Regions from separate parts of the Homo sapiens genome. Here region 1 is linked to region 2. A link is a loop called in an ENCODE intact Hi-C map of the cell type or tissue named here. Cell type or tissue: Caco-2. All regions are shown on one strand. Each heading gives the region's core, and the rest is flanking DNA. Links, peaks and the distances in the headings are about the cores only.

Region 1 (11,864 bases), core at 2,755-7,754, 140 kb before region 2:
GTGGGTCTGCCATAGATAGCTCTTATTATTTTGAGATATGTCCCATCAATACCTAATTTATTGAGAGTTTTTAGCATGAATGGCTCTTGAATTTTGTCAAAGTCCTTTTCTGCATCTAGTGAGATAGTCATGTGGTTTTTGTAATTGGTTCTGTTTATGTTGAACCAGCCTTGCATCCCAGGGATGAAACCAACTTGATCATAGTGGATAAGCTTTTTGATGTGCTGCTGGATTCGGTTTGCCAGTAGTTTATTGAGGATTTTTGCATCGATGTTCATCAGGGATATTGGTCTAAAATTCTCTTTTTCTGTTGTGTCTCTGCCAGGCTTTGGTATCAGGATGATGCTGGCCTCATAAAATGAGTTAGGGAGGATTCCCTCTTTCTCTATTGATTGGAATAGTTTCAGAAGGAATGGTACCAGCTTCTCCTTGTACCTCTGGTAGAATTTGGCTGTGAATCCATCTGGTCCTGGACTTTTTTTGGTTGGAAGCTATTAATTATTGCCTCAATTTCTGAGCCTGTTATTGGTCTATTCAGAGATTCAACTTCTTCCTGGTTTAGTCGTGGGAGGGTGTATGTGTCGATGAATTTATCCATTTCTTCTAGATTTTCTAGTTTATTTGCATAGAGGTGTTTATAGTATTCTCTGATGGTAGTTTGTATTTCTGTGGGATCGGTGGTGATATACCCTTTATCATTTTTTATTGCTTCTATTTGATTCTTTTCCCTTTTCTTCTTTATTAGTCTTTCTAGTGGTCTTTCAATTTTGTTGATCTTTTCAAAAAACCAGCTCCTGGATTCATTGATTTTTTGAAGGGTTTTTTGTGTCTCTATTTCCTTCAGTTCTGCTCTGATCTTAGTTATTTCTTGCCTTCTGCTAGCTTTTGAATGTGTTTGCTCTGGCTTCTCTAGTTTTTTTAATTGTCATGTTAGGGTGTCAATTTTAGATCTTTCCTGCTTTCTCTTGTGGGCATTTAGTGCTATAAATTTCCCTCTACACACTGCTTTGAATGTGTCCCAGAGATTCTGGTATGTTGTGTCTTTGTTCTTGTTGGTTTCAAAGAACATCTTTATTTCTGCCTTCATTTTGTTATATACCCAGTAGTCATTCAGGAGCAGGTTGTTCAGTTTCCATGTAGTTGAGCGGTTTTGAGTGAGTTTCTGAATCCTGAGTTCTAGTTTGATTGCACTGTGGTCTAAGAGACAGTTTGTTATAATTTCTGTTCTTTTACATTTGCTGAGGAGTGCTTTACTTCCAACTATGTGGTCAATTTTGGAATAGGTGTGGTGTGGTGCTGAAAAGAATGTATATTCTGTTGATTTGGGGTGGAGAGTTCTGTAGATGTCTATTAGGTCTGCTTGGTGCAGAGCTGAGTTCAATTCCTGGATATCCTTGTTAACTTTCTGTCTCGTTGATCTGTCTAATGTTGACAATGGGGTGTTAAAGTCTCCCATTATTATTGTGTGGGAGTCTAAGTCTCTTTGTAGGTCTCTAAGGACTTGCTTTATGAATCTGGGTGCTCCTGTATTGGGTGCATATATATTTAGGATAGTTAGCCCTTCTTGTTGAATGGATCCCTTTACCATTATATAATGGCCTTCTTTGTCTCTTTTGATCTTTGTTGGTTTAAAGTCTGTTTTATCAGAGACTAGGATTGCAACCCCTGCCTTTTTTTGTTTTCCATTTGCTTGGTAGATCTTCCTCCATCCCTTTATTTTGAGCCTATGTGTGTCTCTGCACGTGAGATGGGTTTCCTGAATACAGCACACTGATGGGTCTTGACTCTTTATCCAATTTGCCAGACTGTGTCTTTTAATTGGAGCATTTAGCCCATTTACATTTAAGGTTAATATTGTTATGTGTGAATTTGATCCTGTCATTATGATGTTAGCTGGTTATTTTGCTCGTTAGTTGATGCAGTGTCTTCCTAGCCACGATGGTCTTTACAATTTGGCATGTTTTTGCAGTGGCTGGTACCAGTTGTTCCTTTCCATGTTTAGTGCTTCCTTCAGGAGCTCCTTTAGGGCAGGCCTGGTGGTGACAAAATCTCTCAGCATTTGCTTGTCTGTAAAGGATTTTATTTGTCCTTCACTTATGAAGCTTAGTTTGGCTGGATATGAAATTCTGGGTTGAAAATTCTTTCTTTAAGAATGTTGAATATTGGCCCCCACTCTCTTCTGGCTTGTAGAGTTTCTGCCGAGAGATCAGCTGTTAGTCTGATGGGCTTCCCTTTGTGGGTAACCCGACCTTTCTCTCTGGCTGCCCTTAACATTTTTTCTTCATTTCAACTTTGTTGAATCTGACAATTATGTGTCTTGGAGTTGCTCTTCTCGAGGAGTATCTTTGTGGTGTTCTCTGTATTTCCTGAATGTGAATGTTGGCCTGCCTTGCTAGATTGGGGAAGTTCTCCTGGATAATATCCTGCAGAGTGTTTTCCAACTTGGTTCCATTCTCCCCGTCACTTTCAGGTACACCAATCAGATGTAGATTTGGTCTTTTCACATAGTCCCATATTTCTTGGAGGCTTTGTTCGTTTCTTTTTATTGCTTTTTCTCTAAACTTCTCTTCTTGCTTCATTTCTTTCATTTCATCTTCCATCACTGATACCCTTTCTTCCAGTTGATCGAATCAGCTACTGAGGCTTGTGCATTTGTCACGTAGTTCTCGTGCCATGGTTTTCAGCTCCATCAGGTCCTTTAAGGACTTCTCTGCATTGGTTATTCTAGTTAGCCATTTGTCTAATTTTTTTCAAGGTTTTTAACTTGTTTGCCATTGGTTCGAACTTCCTCCTTTAGCTTGGAATAGTTTGATCATCTGAAGCCTCCTTCTCTCAACTTGTCAAAGTCATTCTCTGTCCAGGTTTGTTCCGTTGCTGGTGAGGAGCTGCGTTCCTTTGGAGGAGGAGAGACACTCTGATTTTTAGAATTTTCAGCTTTTCTGCTCTGTTTTTTCCCCATCTTTGTGGTTTTATCTACCTTTGGTCTTTGATGATGGTGACGTACTGATGGGTTTTTGGTGTGGATGTCATTTCTGTTTGTTAGTTTTCCTTCTAACAGACAGAACCCTCGGCTGCAGGTCTTTTGGAGTTTGCTGGAGGTCCACTCCAGACCCTGTTTGCCTGGGTATCAGCAGCGGAGGCTGCAGAACAGCAGATATTGGTGAACAGCAAATGTTGCTGCCTGATCATTCCTCTGGAAGTTTTGTCTCAGAGGAGTACCCGGCCGTGTGAGGTGTCAGTCTGCCCCTACTTGGGGGTGCCTCCCAGTTAGGCTACTTGGGGGTCGGGGACCTACTTGAGGAGGCAGTCTGTCCGTTCTCAGATCTCAAGCTGCGTGCTGGGAGAACCACTACTCTTTTCAAAGCTGTCAGACAGGGACATTTAAGTCTGCAGAGGTTTCCGCTGCCTTTTGTTTGGCTATGCCCAGCCCCCAGAGGTGGAGTCTATAGAGGTAGACAGGCCTCCTTGAGCTGTGGTGGGCTCCACCCAGTTCGAGCTTCCCAGCCGCTTTGTTTACCTACTCAAGCCTTGGCAATTCTGAGCGCCCCTCCCGCAGCCTCGCTGCTGACTTGCAGTTTGATCTCAGACTGCTGTGCTAGCAATGAGCGAGGCTCCATGGGTGTAGGACCCTCTGAGCCAGGCGTGGGATATAAACTCCCGGTGTGCCGTTTACTAAGACCATCAGAAAAGCGCAGTATTAGGGTGGGAGGGACCCGATTTTCCAGGTGCCGTCTGTCACCCCTTTCCTTGGCTAGGAAAGGGAATTCCCTGACCCCTTGTGCTTCCTGGGTGAGGCGATGCCTCGCCCTGCTTCGGCTTATGCTCAGTGCACTGCACCCACTGTCCTGTACCCACTGTCCGACAATCCCCAGTGAGATGAACCCAGTACCTCAGTTGGAAATGCAGAAATCGTACGTCTTCTGCGTTGCTCACACTGGGAGCTGTTCCTGTTTGGCCATCTTCTTGATCTTTTGAATTATTTATAAGTTTAGATTATCTGGGGTCACTGTTCTTCTCCATCAAACTAGGTACTATAAGGTTGATTCAAGAAGAGATATATTCTTCATGTGGGTTTGACTTTCACAAACTTGCTTTTTCTGGTAGTAACTACCAGAAAATAGCTACCACGTGTACGTATATCTGTGTGTGTGTGTGTGTGTGTGTGTGTGTGTGTGTGTGTATTTCATAACATACATGCAAGTACCAAGATAAGCATTTTAAATTTGCATCTCATTTAATCCTCACGATAGGGAGGAAATTGAAATTTAGTAAAATTCAGAGACTTGCTCAAGATTGCCCAGCTAGAATTTGGACTTTGATGTGTCTAATTCTTAAATTCACGACTTTTCTCTTTGGTAATCTGTGTTAAACATGTTAGTTTTATTTGCTAAAATATTGACTTCATCATGGCTGGGTGCAGTAGCTCACACCTGTAATCCCAGTACTTTGGGAGGCCGAGGCGGGCGGATCACCTGAGGTCAAGAGTTCGAGACCAGACTGGCCAACATGGTGGAACCCCGTCTCTACTAAAAATACAAAAATTAGCTGGGCATGGTGGTGCATGCCTGTAATCCCAGCTACTTGGAAGGCTGAGGCAGGAGAATCGCTTGAACCTGGGAGGCACAGGTTGCAGTGAGCTGAGATCATGCCACTGTACTCCAGCCTGGGCGACAGTGAGACTTTGTCTCAAAAGAAAAAAAAAAATGAATACATTAAGTCCTCAATGTCATCAATAGGTTCTTGGAAATGGCAACTTTAAGCAAAATAAGATATAACAAAACCGATTTTATTTTTCTCATTGACATTATAACTAAGCCAGCCATGGTGGTTCATGCCAATAATCTTAGTTTCTCAGGAGGCTGAGTCAAGAGGCTTGCTTGAGGCCAGGAGTTCAAGATCAGCCTGGGCAACTTAGTGAGACTCCCATCTCAAAAAAAAAAAAAAAAAAAAAAGACATTATTCAAAGACCTGTTGTACCTCATTTTGCTTAAAGTTGCATTTCCACAGGACTTAGTGTACATTGTTTTGTCAACCGAATGAAAATTGCTTCTTAATGTTAGGAAAAAATGCAAGCAGAGAGGATACAGAAATAAACCTGTTAATTATGTATGAAACAAGACCTACTAATTTAACCTGGCTGTCTAAGATACAGTTCGCTTTCAGTAAACATCACAGATTTAAATCATTTTTTCCTCTAAAACATAAAGGGAAATTTTAGAAATGTCAAATTATATAGCAAGAATGTCAGTGAAAAAAAGGATTGTATCTGGCCACTGGGTGTCAATCTTGATCCACAGTCACAGGGAAAGAACACTCTTTTATGACTCCAGCTTTTCTTTCTCATTCTCTCCGGAGAGAGTTAGGAGAGTGATTTTATTTATAGCTAATAGGACACATTTTCTCTCTTAAAATCTTTGTGATTTCTAGTCCACTACCATGAAGATTATAATCTTCAGAGAATCTGAGGAGGAAAAAAAGACTAAAAATAGCAGCCAAAGAAACATCTTTAACAAAAATGCACTACATTTGCAGTTCTAAAATTATTCTGGGCTGGGTGTGGTGGTTCATGCCTATAATCCCAGCACTTTGGGAGACTGAGGGAGGAGGATCACTTGAGCCCAGGAGTTCAAGACCAGCCCGGGCAACATAGTGAGACCCTCTCTCTAGAAAAAAAAAAAAAATTAGCCGGGCATGGTGGCACGCGGGCCTGTTGATCCCAGCTACTCAGGAGGTTGAGGTGGGAGGATCGCTTGAGTCCAGGAGATTGAGGCTGCAGTGAACCGTGATCGCACCACTGCACTCCAGCCTGGGTGACAAGAGTGAGACCTTATCTCAAAAAAAAAAAAAAAAAAAATCATTCTGGGATAAGCTTGGCCAGCTGTGTAAGACATTATTTTGTGACTTGATTTCTGTACAGTTCTGACTATGTAAAATTTCAAAGTTCCATATGTCAAATATTTGTCTGGAAAATCTAGCTCTTTTAGTGAAATGGTATGTTTTATTATATGATTACCATTTTAAACTAGGAAAAAGGTGAAACTTCAGAAGGTTATATAATATAGGGGGATTTCTCAGCCTCACAGTTCCCTTACCATTACCTCCCTCTAGTGCATCCTTCCAGAATCTAGATATACTCTATACATACATAAGCATTTATGTCTACATAGCTCCTCTGTTTTTAAATACACAAATGGCATAGTCAACATGCCATTCTGAAACTTTTTTTTTTTTACATTTAATAAAGTATCTTGGACATTGCTTTGAATCAGTTAATGTAGATCTGCCTTATTCTGAATTGAGACCATACTTTAAAAAAAGACATTAAATAGTGCTCTGATGTTCTCATCTTTTAGGATTTTACAAGTGGCACCAAAGGCAAGAATTTGGTCAGACATGCCAATCCAGATTAGAGGAAATGGAACGCAGAGGAGCTGGACATCCTCACCTCTCATGGTCTGCAAGTCTTTGATTCCCCTTCTCCTCCTCCTCCTTCCAAACCCCTCCAACACTCTTGAACATATCTCTGACTTCTGTTTATCTTACACTTGCTGACAAATCTCCTTGGAAGCTGGTGGTCCATTTAGCCATGCCACAGCCATATCATGGCCCCCAAGACACACCACAGCATTGTAAGGGCCCCGAAGAAAACATATCATAAAATTAGATAAAGCTGGATATTTGTAAGTAAAATTTTAAAAATCCCTTGTTTGGTTAAAACAATGCAGATTTGATTTCATTTACTTCTAAGCTCTTTAACTGAATTGAGCATATTTGTATTTTCCCAAATTCAGTAGATTAGACTTGAATCTCTCATCCCATAAACAGGGATGCCCCAAATGAGTCTCAATGATTACTGTATGTTGCTGTGGCCGCAAATTCACCTTCCATTATGTTGGACTGACATTCAAACTGTTCTGGACAAAATGCCAGTACTCTTTCTAAAACCAGTGTAATCATGATGTGTTGAGATATACCTTCAACAGGTAGCCGATGAGTCCTAGCTTTCTGGAGTTGTTGCACTCTGCTGCTGGGTTTCAACTTCCCCTCCCATCCCAGGCACTGCGGGTGGTTTTGCCTCGGTTTTGAATTCATTTGGTTTTGAGCACTTGTGGAGTCTTGTTTCATGTCCCTGGGGATCGTTAGTGACATCCTGGGTGTGGAGTGCTGGGGGATATCTGTTACCAAGCTGTGGTCTCTTTCTCAGCGTAGTAGTTAGAACCGTTGGTCAGTAAATGGGCTTTCAAAAAGCCTCAGGGCTTTGTAATTCTACAAATGGTATAAAACAGGCCCCTTTGGAGCGATTCTGCAGCACTGCCCGCTAAAAGTTAAGGGAAATGACTGGCTCTGTGTCCAGAAGGGAATGAGTGTTGGATGTTTTATCCCCTGATTGGATGTACAGAAGCTGGCCTTGATATGCAGCTGAGGTCCCTGTTGGCCTCAGAAGCTCCAAAAACATCTTAGCTAGGAATGATGTGAAGTCAGGGCTCCTAGCGGGGTGCTCCCCAGGCCTTCTGGAGCAGTGTTTCAATGGGCCTTTATAGTCTGGCTGCCATGTAATCTATTGAGGCTTTGAAAACATTAATGCAGCCTCTGAAAGGGTCCAGCACAAAGGAGGGGTGGAGGTGCCACCAACAGGAAAAAAAGGGCCTGCTTCCTTGCTTCTCAGACCTCCATCACCAGTGATCCAGAAGAATGAGTTCCTTACCTGGGACTGTGCTGGAAAGCTTTGACCTCTAGTTTCTATTTTTGCTTTTAGTGGGTAACTGCTGCTAAACCCAGTGTCAAATAGGCCTTTCAGAAATGCAAAGAAGGATTTAGTGCTATTTGTTGTGTTCCCTTGGGCTGGATACTAACAGTTTCTTTATTTGTGAAATAAAAACAACAATAATGATACTACCTGTGGAAATAAATGAGATAATGTGTGTAAAAGGCTTGGCACAAAGCTGGCCCGTAGTAAGTGCTCAATTAATAGGGGCACCAACATTAGGAGAAAAGGTTGCTTTCATAGTTACCTGTGTGGGATGACTTTAGTTATTCCTTGTCTAAAAGCAGACCTACTCCCCTGACTCTGATATGTGAAATTCTGTAACTAGAGATTCACTTCTAAAAATCAAAATGTCTTGGTAAGTGTAAACACTTCTGTGAAAGAGAACATTCAGGCTTGGCAACCATTTACACATTAATGAGAATAAACTTAACAGATTTTGTTAGGGAGAGATAAGGGCAGTGAGTACTTTGGGAAGAGAAAGAGTTCCCACTGAGTAGAGGAAAAGTGTAGAGATACTCCAAATCTAGAGATAGGGCAGGCTGCCCTGTTAAGTAAGCACCTCTATTTCCTTGGGTTTGTGTTCTTTTGAGACAGGTCATCTGATGACCCAGAAATATTCAGTCTCATGGTTCCCTCGCTCCATTATTAACCATTTATTAATTCTTTGCTTGAATTAGTACAAGACTGGAAACAGAATGAGGGCAAAAACCCCAATATGCTTGTACTACTGCATGTTCAATGCCTTCATAAATATTTGTCTTTGAAGAACGGTATATAGGTACGGTGTTATATAAATATAATTGAAAGTGACATATGATTGAAAGAATATGTCCTTAATATTTCCATTCTGAAGAGTATATTCTTTCAGAAGAGAGCTTATAGCTTTTCTAGTTAAATGTACTTATTTTACAAAGAGGAATTTAAGGGCCGAAATGGGGAAGTGATTCTTCCCAGATCTCCCAACTAATTAGTGGCAGAACAGGACTAAATCTGGGGTCTTTTGTTCCAAAATGGTATTTACAATGCAGAATTCAGCATAGCCAAGTAGTCAAATAATAAATGTCTGGGACAACTAAGTTGGTCCAATACATATCTGCAGATTTTATCTGGAGTTAAGTATGCAAAAAGATACAATTCAATTGCATTAAAACTATATTTCCTAAAATGAATCTCTGTGGTTAGAAGTCAGAATATTAGCTTCCCTGATAGGATGGGAGTGACAAAAAGGGTCATGAAGAGAGTTTCTGGGCATGTTCTCACTCATAGGTGGGAATTCAACAATGAGAACACTTGGACACAGGAAGGGGAACATCACACACCAGGGCCTGTTGTGGAGTTGGGGGAGGAGGGAGGGATAGCATTAGGAGATATACCTAATGTAAATGACGAGTTAATGGGTGCAGCACACCAACATGGCACATGTATACATATGTAACAAACCTTCACATTGTGCACATATACCCTAGAACTTAAAGTATAATAATAAAAAATATTAATTAATTAAAAAAAGAGAGTTTCTGGGATGCTGATCATGGTCTGTTTCTTGATCTGGCGCTGGCTAAATGGATTAATTTATGAAAAATTTGTTTAACCCTATACTTGATGATTTGTGTATATGCTTTACTCTTTAATTTTAAAAGCTCACTTAGAAGTATATCTATTGGCTAAGTGATGCCTGTGCAAGACCTTGAGATGCTATGTTTTACCCACATTAAAGGAAGGATTGAAACAAATAGTGGGAGGACAGAGGCTCACATTTTAGAAAGGTCATAATTATGCCCTGCGGGCCTTTCACTCCTTCCTGGAAATCGGTTCTCCCAAATCAGCAAATTTATTTCAGAAATGTAACAGATAAAAATCTGCCCCACGGGAATCTTTCGTTCAAACCATTTGGAAAAATACAGGGACCTGTAGGTTTCTGGTTATTGCCATGAGCTCAGGGTTAGAAATGCTTGTCCCCTGTTTGGCCACTGTATAACCTTTTATGTGCCGTTATCTGATCTTCTTTTCACCCCAGGCAGTAAAGGGAGTGATAAGTCCTCCTCAAGGTCTCTTGCAAAGACCTCATAGGTGGATGGAGGAGGGGCAGAGGTGCCAGATGCACAGCTGAATTGAGCAGAGCTATTTCAGATGTTCAGTCTGTTCCTACACTTCTGCTCCTCACAGTGTGAATGGCATGTGTGTGCGAGGCAGGTCCAAACGTGTTTTTCTTGAAATGAATGTTAGCACAGAAGGGAGTGGAAATTAATGGGTTTTTATCTAGAAATGGAAGGAGGAGGCGGCTGCATGCTATTGATGTGGAACTGACCACAGCCTACCACCAATTTCTCATTCTTTGATCTTCTGCCATGATTTCTACTTTTAAAAATTTCAATTAATGCTTCACCATGGAAACTATGGCATCCTTAATGGCCCACCAGAGTAAATGCAGCTCTTCTAGTTTTATAGATTTTTAAAACCGAAATTAATTATAGAAAATCTGAAAATAGCTATCAGCTTTCTAGAAATATTGTGATAGTTGTCTCAGCATTCTGTATTCCCATTCATTGGATGCTTTTTTCTTTTTTTAATATGACAACTCACCATATGAAGTTACTTTTTTTCTTTGCATCCAGAGTTGCTCAAAAACTCTTTTGAAGTGTATTAACAATTCCTTCAATTTCACTTTTCCTTTTCTGGTTGGAATAAGAAAAATATTTATTATTTTTAATATGTAGGTCAATTTTAGGAATGAAAAATGCTCTCCTTACATAGTTGAAACATTAAGAAGTGGCAACAGCCCTAGTCAACATTTTAATTGGGTTCATATAATCATTTACTGCCATTGGCTCCCTATTTAAAGTGTGCAAAAATGCCTAGGTCCCAGCTCTGTGCATTTCAAGGCAGACCAAAAAACACCTATGAGTAAATAAAACTAGACAAAAATTCAAAGAGCAAATATTTAGACCTAATATTTTTTAAAATTTAGATTTTACAAAATCTTTGCCATACAGTTCAGCAATTCCTTCTCACACTCTACTCATTGTGTATCAAGCTTCATATTGGGCATTACACAAAATAATGACTATCAAAGTTGCTTTGGATAGAAGGGGTATGATTCTTCCTTAACTTGAAAATGAAGTAATTGTATTAGACATAAATCCAAAGGGAAAATGAATCTCTAACACATTTTTGTTCTTTACTTTCACTCTTTTGATCTTTTAGTGTATATTATTTGAAAGCCATGCCTTTACAAATGCAGCTATGTATCTGAAAGAGTTTAAGTTACAAAGTTTCAAAGATAACTGTGGTTTTAAAAATTGTATGTAGCTGGCTGGGCGCGGTGGCTCACATCTGTAATCCCAGCACTTTGGGAGGCCGAGGCAGGCGGATCATGAGGTCAGGAGATCGAGACCATCCTGGCTAACATGGTGAAACCCAGTCTCTACTAAAAATACAAAAAAATAGCCAGGCATGGTGGTGGGCACCTATAGTCCCGGCTACTCGGGAGGCTGAGGCAGGAGAATTGCTTGAACCCAGGAGGCAGAGGTTGCAGTGAGTCAAGATTGTTCCATTGCACTCTAGCCTGGGTGACAGAGCAACACTCCGTCTAAAAAAATAACAGAAAACAACAAACAAACAAACAAACAAAAATAGTATGTAGCTGACAGGAGAAAACAAAAAGAGACTAATTAAGATACTATAGTTACTAATGCGAGTGGCTGGTATAAATGAAATAGAGACACAAATATTGGCTCAGTACTTATTCTGAGGTCCCAAAGTTAAATAATAAATCTTTTTTTCCATTGAGTGATATTGGGAAACTTCTTTTTAAAAGTCATATGCCTAGAAGCACATCCATTGAATAGATTCTGGCACTGTTACTCCCAGTATGCCTCTACATTCCAGCCCTATCTGCAGTTCAGAGATTTGAGAGCCAAAGTTAAAGAGATTGTAGGAAATAGGAATTTTTTCCTTTTTGCTGTAACTCACCTGGGAGGCTTTTCATTTACATTGTCATTCCTGCGGGAAAAACAAAAACCTGCCTCCAAACCTGATAATGCTTCCTTGGTCCACTGCAGATAAGAGAGCTTTTGTCATAAATAAAGGAGTCAAT
Region 2 (11,864 bases), core at 2,565-7,564:
AATGTCTGTGAGTGTTTTATTTTGCTCTCCATCTTGACTGTTTGGCTGGGTACAGGTTGCAAGTTAATTTAAACCTGGAATTTGAAGACATTGCTCTAGTGACGTCTAATATCTAGTGTTGAGTCCAGTGCCATTCTGAGTACCATTTCTATGGATATGACTTTGATATGGATATGGATATGACATTAAAAATTAATCTTCCTCTGTTTCCATTTTCTCTGGATTCCTTTTCCTTTTGATTTCTTTTCAACTTTCTTCTTTTTGATGGAAGCTTTTTCCAAGTGTCTGAGTTGCTAGTTTGGTATTAAGGGTGAGGTTATAAAACCTGACCCAAAAGTCTGTACATGTGGATAGGCCTTGTCAGCTGGTGAGCTTCAGGCAGGAAGGTGGCTTGGTTGCCAGATTGCTCCCCAAGGCAACATTAGTGAGTCTTTTCTGGAGATGGTCAATTTCTCCTTCATAGATGCCTCCATTTTCCTTCATGAGGTAAGGGGAAGATGTGGGGAGATGGTGGTCTGTTCTGGGGGTGATTAATTTCTCCTCCATAGATGCCTTCATTCTCCTTCTTGGAGTAAGGGGAAGATGTGGGAAGATGGTGGTCTGTTCTGGGGGTGATTAATTTCTCCTTCATAGATGCCTTCATTCTCCTTCTTGGGGTAAGGGGAAGATGTGGGGAGATGGTGGTCTGTTCTGGGAGTGGGCAGAGGAAAGGGAGCTGAGGGCGCCCTTTCAGTATTCCTATAATCCTCCTGTACTCAGTTCCACATCCATCTCAGTTCTGTGTTGAGGACTGTGCCTTGAACCCATAGCCATTCTGCTTCAGCTCCTCCAGAGAAAATCTGTGGTCCCTTAGAGGAGATAGAGGAGTGGCGTGACACTCAGGATCTGGGAGGGACCTAGGCATTGGATTGCTCCTTATCTTGCTTTATCTGAGCCCCTTAGTTCCTCGCCCCTGCCTTTGTTAGGACCTGGTGCCTCTGAGTGTGAGTGCACTGAGGCTTCTGCATATGTGGGTGTGTCTCTCTTCTGTTGACACTTAGTTTGTAGCATTTTCCCCTTCTTAACTGAGTTATCACTCCTCCAATACCTTACTTTTCAAACATTTGTTGGAATTACTCATCTGCTGTTATTTTACTGTCTTTTAAGTAGAATTTCGGAGGAAGAGGAGATAAACATGTTTGGTTTGTCAATCTGCTATTTTGAATGAGAAATTATCTTTTTTGAGGACTTAGAATCAGGCCCACTGAGCTTGGAGCACTGCAGTCGAGCTTAGTTCTCAGGAAAAGGTAGTATTGGGTTTCTAGCTGCATGCAGGCCAAGTCTCCCACAGGCACCTCCACAGGTCAGCTTCCTTCTGTTTTGTTGATCTGGAATTCTCATAGTATTTTTGGTAAACTTCAAGTTCGTATGCTGAGCAACCTACCTTTTTTTAATTTTTTTATTTTTATTTATTTATTTATTATTATACTTTAAGTTTTAGGGTACATGTGTACAATGTGCAGGTTAGTTACATATGTATACATGTGCCATGCTGGTGCGCTGCACCCACTAACTCGTCATCTAGCATTAGTTATATCTCCCAATGCTATCCCTCCTCCCGCGCCACCCCACAACAGTCCCCAGAGTGTGATGTTCCCCTTCCTGTGTCCATGTGTTCTCATTGTTCAATTCCCACCTATGAGTGAGAATATGCAGTGTTTGGTTTTTTGTTCTTGTGATAGTTTGCTGAGAATGATGATTTCCAATTTCATCCATGTCCCTACAAAGGACATGAACTCATCATTTTTTATGGCTGCATAGTATTCCATGGCATATATGTGCCACATTTTCTTAATCCAGTCTATCATTGTTGGACATTTGGGTTGGTTCCAAGTCTTTGCTATTGTGAATAGTGCCGCAATAAACATACGTGTGCATGTGTCTTTATAGCAGCATGATTTATAGTCCTCTGGGTATATACCCAGTAATGCGATGGCTGGGTCAAATGGTATGTCTAGTTCTAGATCCCTGAGGAATCGCCACACTGACTTCCACAATGGTTGAACTAGTTTACAGTCCCACCAACAGTGTAAAAGTGTTCCTATTTCTCCACATCCTCTCCAGCACCTGTTGTTTCCTGACTTTTTAATGATTGCCATTCTAACTGGTGTGAAATGGTATCTCATTGTGGTTTTGATTTGCATTTCTCTGATGGCCAGTGATGGTGAGCATTTTTTCATGTGTTTTTTGGCTGCATAAATGTCTTCTTTTGAGAAGTGTCTGTTCATATCCTTTGCCCACTTTTTGATGGGGTTGTTTGTTTTTTTCTTGTAAATTTGTTTGAGTTCATTGTAGATTCTGGATATTAGCCCTTTGTCAGATGAGTAGGTTGCGAATATTTTCTCCCATTTTGTGGGTTGCCTGTTCACTGTGATGGTAGTTTCTTTTGCTGTGCAGAAGCTCTTTAGTTTAATTAGATCCCATTTGTCAATTTTGGCTTTTGTTGCCATTGCTTTTGGTGTTTTAGACATGAAGTCTTTGCCCATGCCTATGTCCTGAATGGTAATGCCTAGGTTTTCTTCTAGGGTTTTTATGGTTTTAGGTCTAATATTTAAGTCTTTAAGCCATCTTGAATTGATATTTGTATAAGGTGTAAGGAAGGGATCCAGTTTCAGCTTTCTACATATGGCTAGCCAGTTTTCCCAGCACCATTTATTAAATAGGGAATCCTTTCCCCATTGCTTTTTTTCTCAGGTTTGTCAAAGATCAGATAGTTGTAGATATACGGCGTTATTTCTGAGGGCTCTGTTCTGTTCCATTGGTCTATATCTGTGTTTTGGTACCAGTACCATGCTGTTTTGCTTACTATAGCCTTGTAGGATAGTTTGAAGTCAGGTAGTGTGATGCCTCCAGCTTTGTTCTTTTGGCTTAGGATTGACTTGGCGATGCGGGCTCTTTTTTGGTTCCATATGAGCTTTAAAGTAGTTTTTTCCAATTCTGTGAAGAAAGTCATTGGTAGCTTGATGGGGATGGCATTGAATCTATAAATTACCTTGGGCAGTATGGCCATTTTCACGATATTGATTCTTCCTACCCATGAGCATGGAATGTTCTTCCATTTGTTTGTATCCTCTTTTATTTCATTGAGCAGTGGTTTGTAGTTCTTCTTGAAGAGGTCCTTCACATCCCTTGTAAGTTGGATTCCTAGGTATTTTATTCTCTTTGAAGCAATTGTGAATGGGAGTTCACTCATGATTTGGCTCTCTGTTTGTCTGTTATTGGTGTATAAGAATGCTTGTGATTTTTGTACATTGATTTTGTATCCTGAGACTTTGCTGAAGTTGCTTATCAGCTTAAGGAGATTTTGGGCTGAGACGATGGGGTTTTCTAGATATACCATCATGTCGTCTGCAAACAGGGACAATTTGACTTCCTCTTTTCCTAATTGAATACCCTTTATTTCCTTCTCCTGCCTAATTGGCCTGGCCAGAATTTCCAACACTATGTTGAATAGGAGTGGTGAGAGAGGGCATCCCTGTCTTGTGCCAGTTTTCAAAGGGAATGCTTCCAGTTTTTGCCCATTCAGTATGATATTGGCTGTGGGTTTGTCATAGATAGCTCTTATTATTTTGAGATATGCCCCATCAATACCTAGTTTATTGAGAGTTTTTAGCATGAAGGGTTGTTGACTTTTGTCAAAGGCCTTTTCTGCATCTATTGAGATAATCATGTGGTTTTTGTCTTTGGCTCTGTTTATATGCTGGATTACATTTATTGATTTGCGTATATTGAACCAGCCTTGCATCCCAGGGATGAAGCCCACTTGATCATGGTGGATAAGCTTTTTGATGTGCTGCTGGATTCGGTTTGCCAGTATTTTATTGAGGATCTTTGCATCAATGTTCATCAAGGATATTGGTCTAAAATGCTCTGTTTTGGTTGTGTCTCTGCCTGGCTTTGGTATCAGGATGATGCTGGCCTCATAAAATGAGTTAGGGAGGATTCCCTCTTTTTCTATTGATTGGAATCATTTCAGAAGGAATGGTACCAGTTCCTCCTTGTACCTCTGGTAGAATTCGGCTGTGAATCCATCTGGTCCTGGACTCTTTTTGGCAACCTACCTTTTAAAATATTCCTCATAGTCAGTGGTTAAACTCTGTATGCTTTGTTGAGGGAGGCATTACATTGTTCTTTTTTTTTTTTTTGAATGAGTACACAGTATATGCAGGAAATGAGTTGTCAGAAATCAAATTAGCTAATGTGGTGGTGTGGTGTAGTGCCAGATACTTGGGAGGATCACTTGAGGTCAGGTGTTTGAGGCTGCAGTGGGCTATGACTGTGCCACTGCACTCCAGCCTAGGTAAGACCTGTCTCTAAAGAAAAAGAAAAAGAAATCATATTAAAAGTCAGGATTAGCTGAATGAAGCCCTCAGGAGAACTCCCTCCTTCAATGATACCTTCTTTTTTCCAAATTCTCTTTTTCTACTGACTTTTCCCTATCATCAGATATGCTCAAGTTTCTCCCATCCTAAAAAATATGCAACTTACCCTTCACTCCATGTTCCTCTTTAGTGATAACCCCTTCTCTGCATTTCATGGTCAAGTTTCTTGAAAGGTTGTTTTGCACTTTCCTATCCCTTCTTCCACATTTCTCACTGATTACTCACCTCTTGCAATCTGCCCACCAGGTGGCTGACACCCCTCTCATCCTGGTCACCTCTAATCCCTTTCTTGCTAAATTAAATAATGCCTATCAGTCCTGTATTTGGTACTTCAGCCATCTTCTCTCAAATATTCTTTCTTCCATGACAGCATACTCCTGGATTTCCTTCTATTTCTTGATCATTTTTTTTTTTCTAGTGTACCCTGGAGATCTTTTCTTTTTCTCCTGTTCTATAAAAAACTGTAAATCTGTTGTTCAACATTGGTCCTCCTCTCTCTGAATAATTTCACACCTTTCCTGCCTTTGATTACTATCTATGTAGCAACTATAAATAATTATGGGGAGACTTTTATAATAGTGCATTTACTGAGTGTTTTTCCTCCTAAACTGGGGAATGAGGGAAAGACCAAGCAAGCCTTTCTGTAGGTCATGATAAAAATCTCTATGCAAGTTCTCTCTCTGAGGTTCAGACCCATAGTGCCAGCTGCCTTTTGGATACGTCACCTGGATATCCTACAATCACCTCTAAACCAACATGTCTAAGTGGATGCTTCATCCAACTTCTCACAGGCCTTAGAGGAAGGGCATGACCACTCACCCCTTCCTTGGTGCCCCATCCCCACCTGGTGGTCATCATGAACATCTCCCTCTCTTTTAGCCTCTATCATTAACTCATTAACCTCCAGCCACACTCCTAGAACATGTAGAGTTTTCAGTCTCTGTGTCTGTCAACCACCCCAGACCTCTGCTTTGCCATGTGGCCCATTAGGAATCTGTGCTCTCAGACCATCCTATGCATCTCTCCATCTCAGCACTCATTACTCTTTTATTTTTGTCTCTTGGCCTAGTTGCCTCCTCCTCTTTCACCACCTCACTATGAATTACCTTGAGGGTGGTGTCCACACTTCTTTCCAGATGCTTAACTTCTCTTTGACTTGGTTCTCTCATCTGTAGAATAGGAACGATACTAATGCCTACTTGATTGAGTGGCTGTGAGGATGGATGAATCCATGTAGAATACTTGGTCCAGTTTCTGCCACCTAGTAAGTGCTCATTTAATCTAAGCTGTGATTATTAACACTACTAACAATATTGTGTTTTCTAAATATATAGTTGGCTTTCTATCACATAGAGAACTTTCTTTTCACAATTTGCTGAATAAATGAAGAGAAAAAGTAGTAGGATTTTTTCTTCCTACTGCAAAAGAAAGAGGTATGGCTGTTTATTCTGATTCAGATTTTCTTTAGTGAAAAAAAGAAAAAAGAGGGTAAAAGAAAGCATAATAACTCCATAAAGAGGAAAGCGTTTTTTTTTTTTTGTTGTTGTTGTTTTTAATCAGTTCTGATTTCCTTTCTGGTATCTCTGCTGGTGTTTTCAAAACTTGGCAACTTTGTGGCTGTGGAAGACTGTTGATGAGAGGGTTGGGCGATGATACCTCAGGGTTACCCTCAGGTCGTACCTGGTGGTGTCAGCTTATCAGAGCCGTCTCCGGGTGGTAGTAGGTGAACTCAGGTATCTCTTCTTCAGATATTCTACAGTGAGAAATTTTTTTCTGGAAGGTTGGACATGGGAGTAAATCCAGGCCATACCATTCCTGGTTCTGTTTGTCAGTATCATATCTACTCTTTGAGATCCAAAGTTTGAGGAATGGATAGATTCTAGGTTTGTCTCATGTTATTGCTCAGCAGCTTACAGAGTTTTTTTTTTTTTTTTTTTTTAAAGAATTCCACATGTGTTCCTGAAATATGCTCTAACTCTGACACAAAATTTCAGTGTGCATTAGTAGGAAAATTGATGCCTTACAAAATATACTTAGCTTAAAATATGTCCATATTTTAACTTATAGGAAGAGAAATTCTCGCAGCTAACAGGGTGGAAAATGTTGAAAGTTTGGCTTTTGATTGGATTTCAAAGAATCTCTATTGGACAGACTCTCATTACAAGAGTATCAGTGTCATGAGGCTAGCTGATAAAACGAGACGCACAGTAGTTCAGTATTTAAATAACCCACGGTCGGTGGTAGTTCATCCTTTTGCCGGGTAAGTGTGTTCATGTTTTCCTAAGAGCTTGAAACTGTATGTCTTTTACAGTCATTGAAAAGTGATGCCCTAGGGATTTAGGTAAGTTCAGCAAATATAAGATTGAACTGTATAAGTTGAAATCACCTTAAATTTTATTTCTTTTTTCCTCCAAAAAACTTTATTCTGGGGGAGTAAAAAAAATTGTTTTTAAACCCAAAACATTTCTTCTAACTTTTGGCTTTCTCAGTCTTCACTGAAGAGTAGTTTTTTTCACAGTTGCAGAGGACCAAACAATGTGATATAGATTCAGTAGAAAAGGAGTGAATAGGCAACAGAATTAACAGGAAAGACCCAAATTCTTTCCCTGCTTTAATATATTTATATAAAGCTTAGCAAAACTTGCTTAATCATTCAGTAGTTTTCAGAATAAAAAGTTTTTCAGACCACAAAGTTTCATGTTTTACCATTCTATAATTGGTGGTGCCAGACAAGGAAAGACAGAAGAGTTCACAGTATTCCTTTTTGGTTCCTACTTTTCTTATTTAAATATGTTTAACAGCTACTGTGTTTATTTAGAACAAATCTGAGCTATGTGTTGTATATGAGTGGAATGATAAAAAAGATGGCTGCTAACCCACCAATGCCTGATTACCCAGGGAACATCCATACCTGTTCTTCCGTTAGATATATAATCTCATCAGCTTCCAAAGCTAGTTTGTGAAGGAGGTATGTGTAAATACCCATTTTAGAGAGAATGAATCTAAGGCGCAGTGAGATAAAGTGACTTGTGAAAGGGCCCGCAGCTATTAGGCAACAGTCAGTATTCAAATTCCAGACCTGTCTGACTGGAATGCCTGTGTGCCTAAAAAAGTCTGTTTGCTGCATCTAGAGTATCTGCTTTAATTTCCTCTCTGTAAGATAATAAAAGAAACACATTTTAAAACTGATGTTATTATTGATAAGAAATTTCATTGCCCTATAGAGAGTTAAACAGTTTAGTTTTTTAATGAATTTGTCTTAACTCAAACTTTTGGCCTTTGGTTTTGAAAAACTGTTGAATTCCTTTCCTGATGACTCTTTTGTTTAAAATGATATGAAGTAGTTACATTTCAGAAAGTTACATTTTGGAAAAGAATAATTTTGATTCCTCTGGATCCCATAAAAGAGAAAAAGTTGTTTTTTTATTTTCTTTTGTTTTTTTTGTGTTTTTTTTTTTTGTTTTTGTTTTTTTTTGCCTCTAGACTTATCTTTTTCCCACTCTTTAGAATATTAAAAAAATGCTTGGGTCAGATACTGTTTGCATTGCATTGATTTGGATGCTTTCTTCATCTGAGATGAATGGTTTCCTGCAAATTTATCAATTCCTTATGGAAGAATGACTAGAGGATCCTGAATGTTTAATCTAGAGAGAAAGAGATTGAAATGTTTTCTTGCTCTGTTCGTTGTTTATTATTTTATTTTAATAACGTGGAATATTTAATAGGTAACCTGAATTGTGTCTTGTTAGAGAATATGTTAGGCGACAATAGTTTTAGTTCCTAAACTCTGAGACAGTGGTTCTCTTCTCTCAATGCCCATTTAAATGCCATTTGTATTTGTGACTTTGGTTACATGTTAACTAAATTTTAACTGAGAATTACATGAGTTATACACTAAGTATGTTAAGTTCAATAGCATATAAAGAAAACAAAATTAATTGCAGTATCTGGAGAATCTCTGTTTGTTCTAAATCTCTGGAAGTCATGTAGTTTGTCCCAGTGTTAACAGCCTTAATTTACTACTGCTTTTTCTAGGTATCTATTCTTCACTGATTGGTTCCGTCCTGCTAAAATTATGAGAGCATGGAGTGACGGATCTCACCTCTTGCCTGTAATAAACACTACTCTTGGATGGCCCAATGGCTTGGCCATCGATTGGGCGTAAGTAGGAATCATCATCCCCGATACTTAGTTCTCTTTTACTGCAGAACACATAATGAGGCAGGTTGGGTGATATGATGGTGTAAGGAAACTGGTACTGCTTGCCCTCGCGGAATTTTAAATAATTAATTGGTGATGGGAGAAGGATATTGAACAAGAACACAAAGGACATAAACATAGTTGGCCAGCTACTGCTGGGGTGAAAACTAATAAATTCATGAGTATTCTGAGAAAATTGCTAGAGAAAGCTGAATGACAAGATTTAGTGGAAACTCAAGATGGGGGAGGTGGGTCCCAAGCAGCATTTAAAGTAGGGTACAGATTTGTTGAACTGTAGGCAGTGTGTAATTTCTTACAGGGAACATCTTGAGTTTAGGAAATCTTTGGAGTCAATTAATCAACAAATGCACCTTTGCTTACATGCACTTTGGGAGGACTTTAAAAGTATAAGCTATGGTTCTCAAGAAATTGATGATCTATCTAGGAATATAGGAAAAGGAATAGAGTAAATAAGCTTATAAAGATGAAATGCCAAGGTAACTTATGGGAGAAAAAAAGGGAAGAAATATATTTCACCTTTTAAACATAGATTACTACCACTGTTTTTCTTAACTTGTTGATTTCACAAGGAGAAAATAAAATTTCTGGCTCAAAGATAGCAACATTTTAAGTTTTCTAAGACAATTGATTGAAAGCCACTTCATGAAAAGTAGCCGTCTCTTTCTGGGGGACATAAAACTGTTAAATTTTTAATGAATATAATTTAAATTTTAAAAACTTTGTTTAATAAATGTGTCAACTGACCCTACTGTTTTTGGATGCCCTTTGTGTAAAGGGTGCTCTGATAGTTTTTGGATAAGAGATAACTAAATATTTTATTATTTTAGTGCTTCACGATTGTACTGGGTAGATGCCTATTTTGATAAAATTGAGCACAGCACCTTTGATGGTTTAGACAGAAGAAGACTGGGCCATATAGAGCAGATGACACATCCGTTTGGACTTGCCATCTTTGGAGGTATGTTTTAAAGCAATAAAAGTATGTATTGTTTTTATACATTGCAAGTTACAATAGTAAACTCATCCTCATGTGGCATTTTCACAATCCCAGAAAAGCTGGCCACTTTAAAATGAAAAAATTTAAAATGGTGCTATATATTTAGACAAAACATTTGGTTTGTTGATGGTGTATTTCATTTTTAGAGTGTGATTTTTGTTTTGTATATATTCGTATAATGTTGACAGTGTATATGGGTACAGCACTTTGTAGATTACATGTATTATACAATTCAACATCCCAAGTACTTAGTTATACAAGTATCACGTGAGGAAACAGTAAATTACTGCCTTCATTTTCAAGAATAAAACAGCAAGAGCTGTTTATAGTAATCATTGTAGCATTTCATTATTCTCCAGTGTTTGTAAGAATCTCATTAGAAATCCTTGTGGAAAAAACGATTACACATATTCATCAACTATATGCTGACTGAATGACTTTGAAACTTTTTTATTCAAAATGTTGGAGAACTGACATCGTCTTTGTTTTATGGAAGTGTTAGGTTATGCTTTATGAAGAACAGCAAGACATAATTTTTTTTCGTCAACCTTTCCAAATAATTTCATGCTACTAGTGAAGATTGCTGAGAAGCATGAATTCTGGGGAACTACAGTCACAATGAGCACAGCCAGTGCTTGCCTGTCTTCTCAGCTCCCCATTTGAGTGCAGGCATGCTGCTGTGAGTTGAGTTTCTGGGAATAAGAATGTAGCCTGGTACCATGAAACAGGTGGTTTGCTTAGTCTTGAAAACAGGAGCTCTGTGAATGGTTGTATAGCTTGTGCACTGCATAAAAATGCCAGGCCAAGAGGGTGAGGAGACACTGAAATCTATCCTGGGTCTGTTTGACAAACCATGATTACTCCAGTTAGAGGGGTCATGTTTTGTTTAAGTCTACCAAAAGCCCTGTGTATATGCTAGTTGTGTCCCTGGTTGAAACCTCCTACTTTGAATAATTAACACAGTGCTTGAAAAGACTAGACACTCACTATAAATCAAAGACTTTCTCACATGCATAGAATGTATGTGTGGAATGAATAGTTAGTAAGTATATTGCATATCTTGTCCTGCTGTCTGTTTATCTGTGGAGGAGTGTGTGGTATTTAAAAAATGCTCATGAGATTTTTGATGAGTTAATTATAAATACTCCTCCCGTCCCCCTCCCGCCGCTGCCATCCATTTACTCCCTTTTCACTAATGATGTCAGACACATGCTATTTGCTGTCACATAGAAACATTATAAAAAGTTGAATTTTCTCTGCTCTGGGCTGGGATGTTTTGGGATTCGAGAAAATGTAGTTTTAGTATCTTTTGGTTTCATCAGTATGAAAAAAATTTGAATGCATACCCATGAGGACAACACAACATTCCCAAAATAGCAATAATTATTTATTTCTTTCAACATTGCTGTTTTTTTTTTTTTTTATTATACTCTAAGTTTTAGGGTACATGTGCACATTGTGCAGGTTAGTTACATATGTATACATGTGCCATGCTGGTGCGCTGCACCCACTAATGTGTCATCTAGCATTAGGTATATCTCCCAATGCTATCCCTCCCCCCTCCCCCGACCCCACCACAGTCCCCAGAGTGTGATATTCCCCTTCCTGTGTCCATGTGATCTCATTGTTCAATTCCCACCTATGAGTGAGAATATGCAGTGTTTGGTTTTTTGTTCTTGCGATAGTTTACTGAGAATGATGGTTTCCAATTTCATCCATGTCTCTACAAAGGATATGAACTCATCATTTTTTATGGCTGCATAGTATTCCATGGTGTATATGTGCCACGTTTTCTTAATCCAGTCTATCATTGTTGGACATTTGGGTTGGTTCCAAGTCTTTGCTATTGTGAATAGTGCCACAATAAACATACGTGTGCATGTGTCTTTATAGCAGCATGATTTATACTCATTTGGGTATATACCCAGTAATGGGATGGCTGGGTCAAATGGTATTTCTAGTTCTAGATCCCTGAGGAATCGCCACACTGACTTCCACAATGGTTGAACTAGTTTACAGTCCCACCAACAGTGTAAAAGTGTTCCTATTTCTCCACATCCTCTCCAGCACCTGTTGTTTCCTGACTTTTTAATGATTGCCATTCTAACTGGTGTGAGATGATATCTCATAGTGGTTTTGATTTGCATTTCTCTGATGGCCAGTGATGATGAGCATTTCTTCATGTGTTTTTTGGCTGCATAAATGTCTTCTTTTGAGAAGTGTCT

The links. A loop is a pair of places that touch in the nucleus more often than their neighbours do. Peaks named below come from ENCODE experiments on the same cell type or tissue, not always from the same donor. Only the 100,000 strongest peaks of a DNase experiment are listed, where the experiment ranks them.
Region 1: a loop joins it to region 2, with 21 times the contacts of the local background. A loop is called at or near these places in 1 of 110 quality-filtered maps.

Annotation. Positions count from the first base shown.
Region 1 is chr2:169,391,304-169,403,167 of GRCh38, reverse strand. No RefSeq gene overlaps it. Among named protein-coding and RNA genes, the nearest start is that of LRP2, 35 kb to the right of the region's middle. In Caco-2, for the core only: a CTCF peak has its summit at 5,287 (motif pointing right); no DNase peak of the experiment used is centred there.
Region 2 is chr2:169,253,842-169,265,705 of GRCh38, reverse strand. It overlaps LRP2 (LDL receptor related protein 2), which reads left to right. Exons shown (of 79, transcript NM_004525.3): 17 at 6,489-6,681; 18 at 8,457-8,582; 19 at 9,470-9,600. Among named protein-coding and RNA genes, the nearest start is that of LRP2, 100 kb to the left of the region's middle. In Caco-2, for the core only: no CTCF peak of the experiment used is centred there; DNase peaks (open chromatin) are centred at 5,240 and 7,485.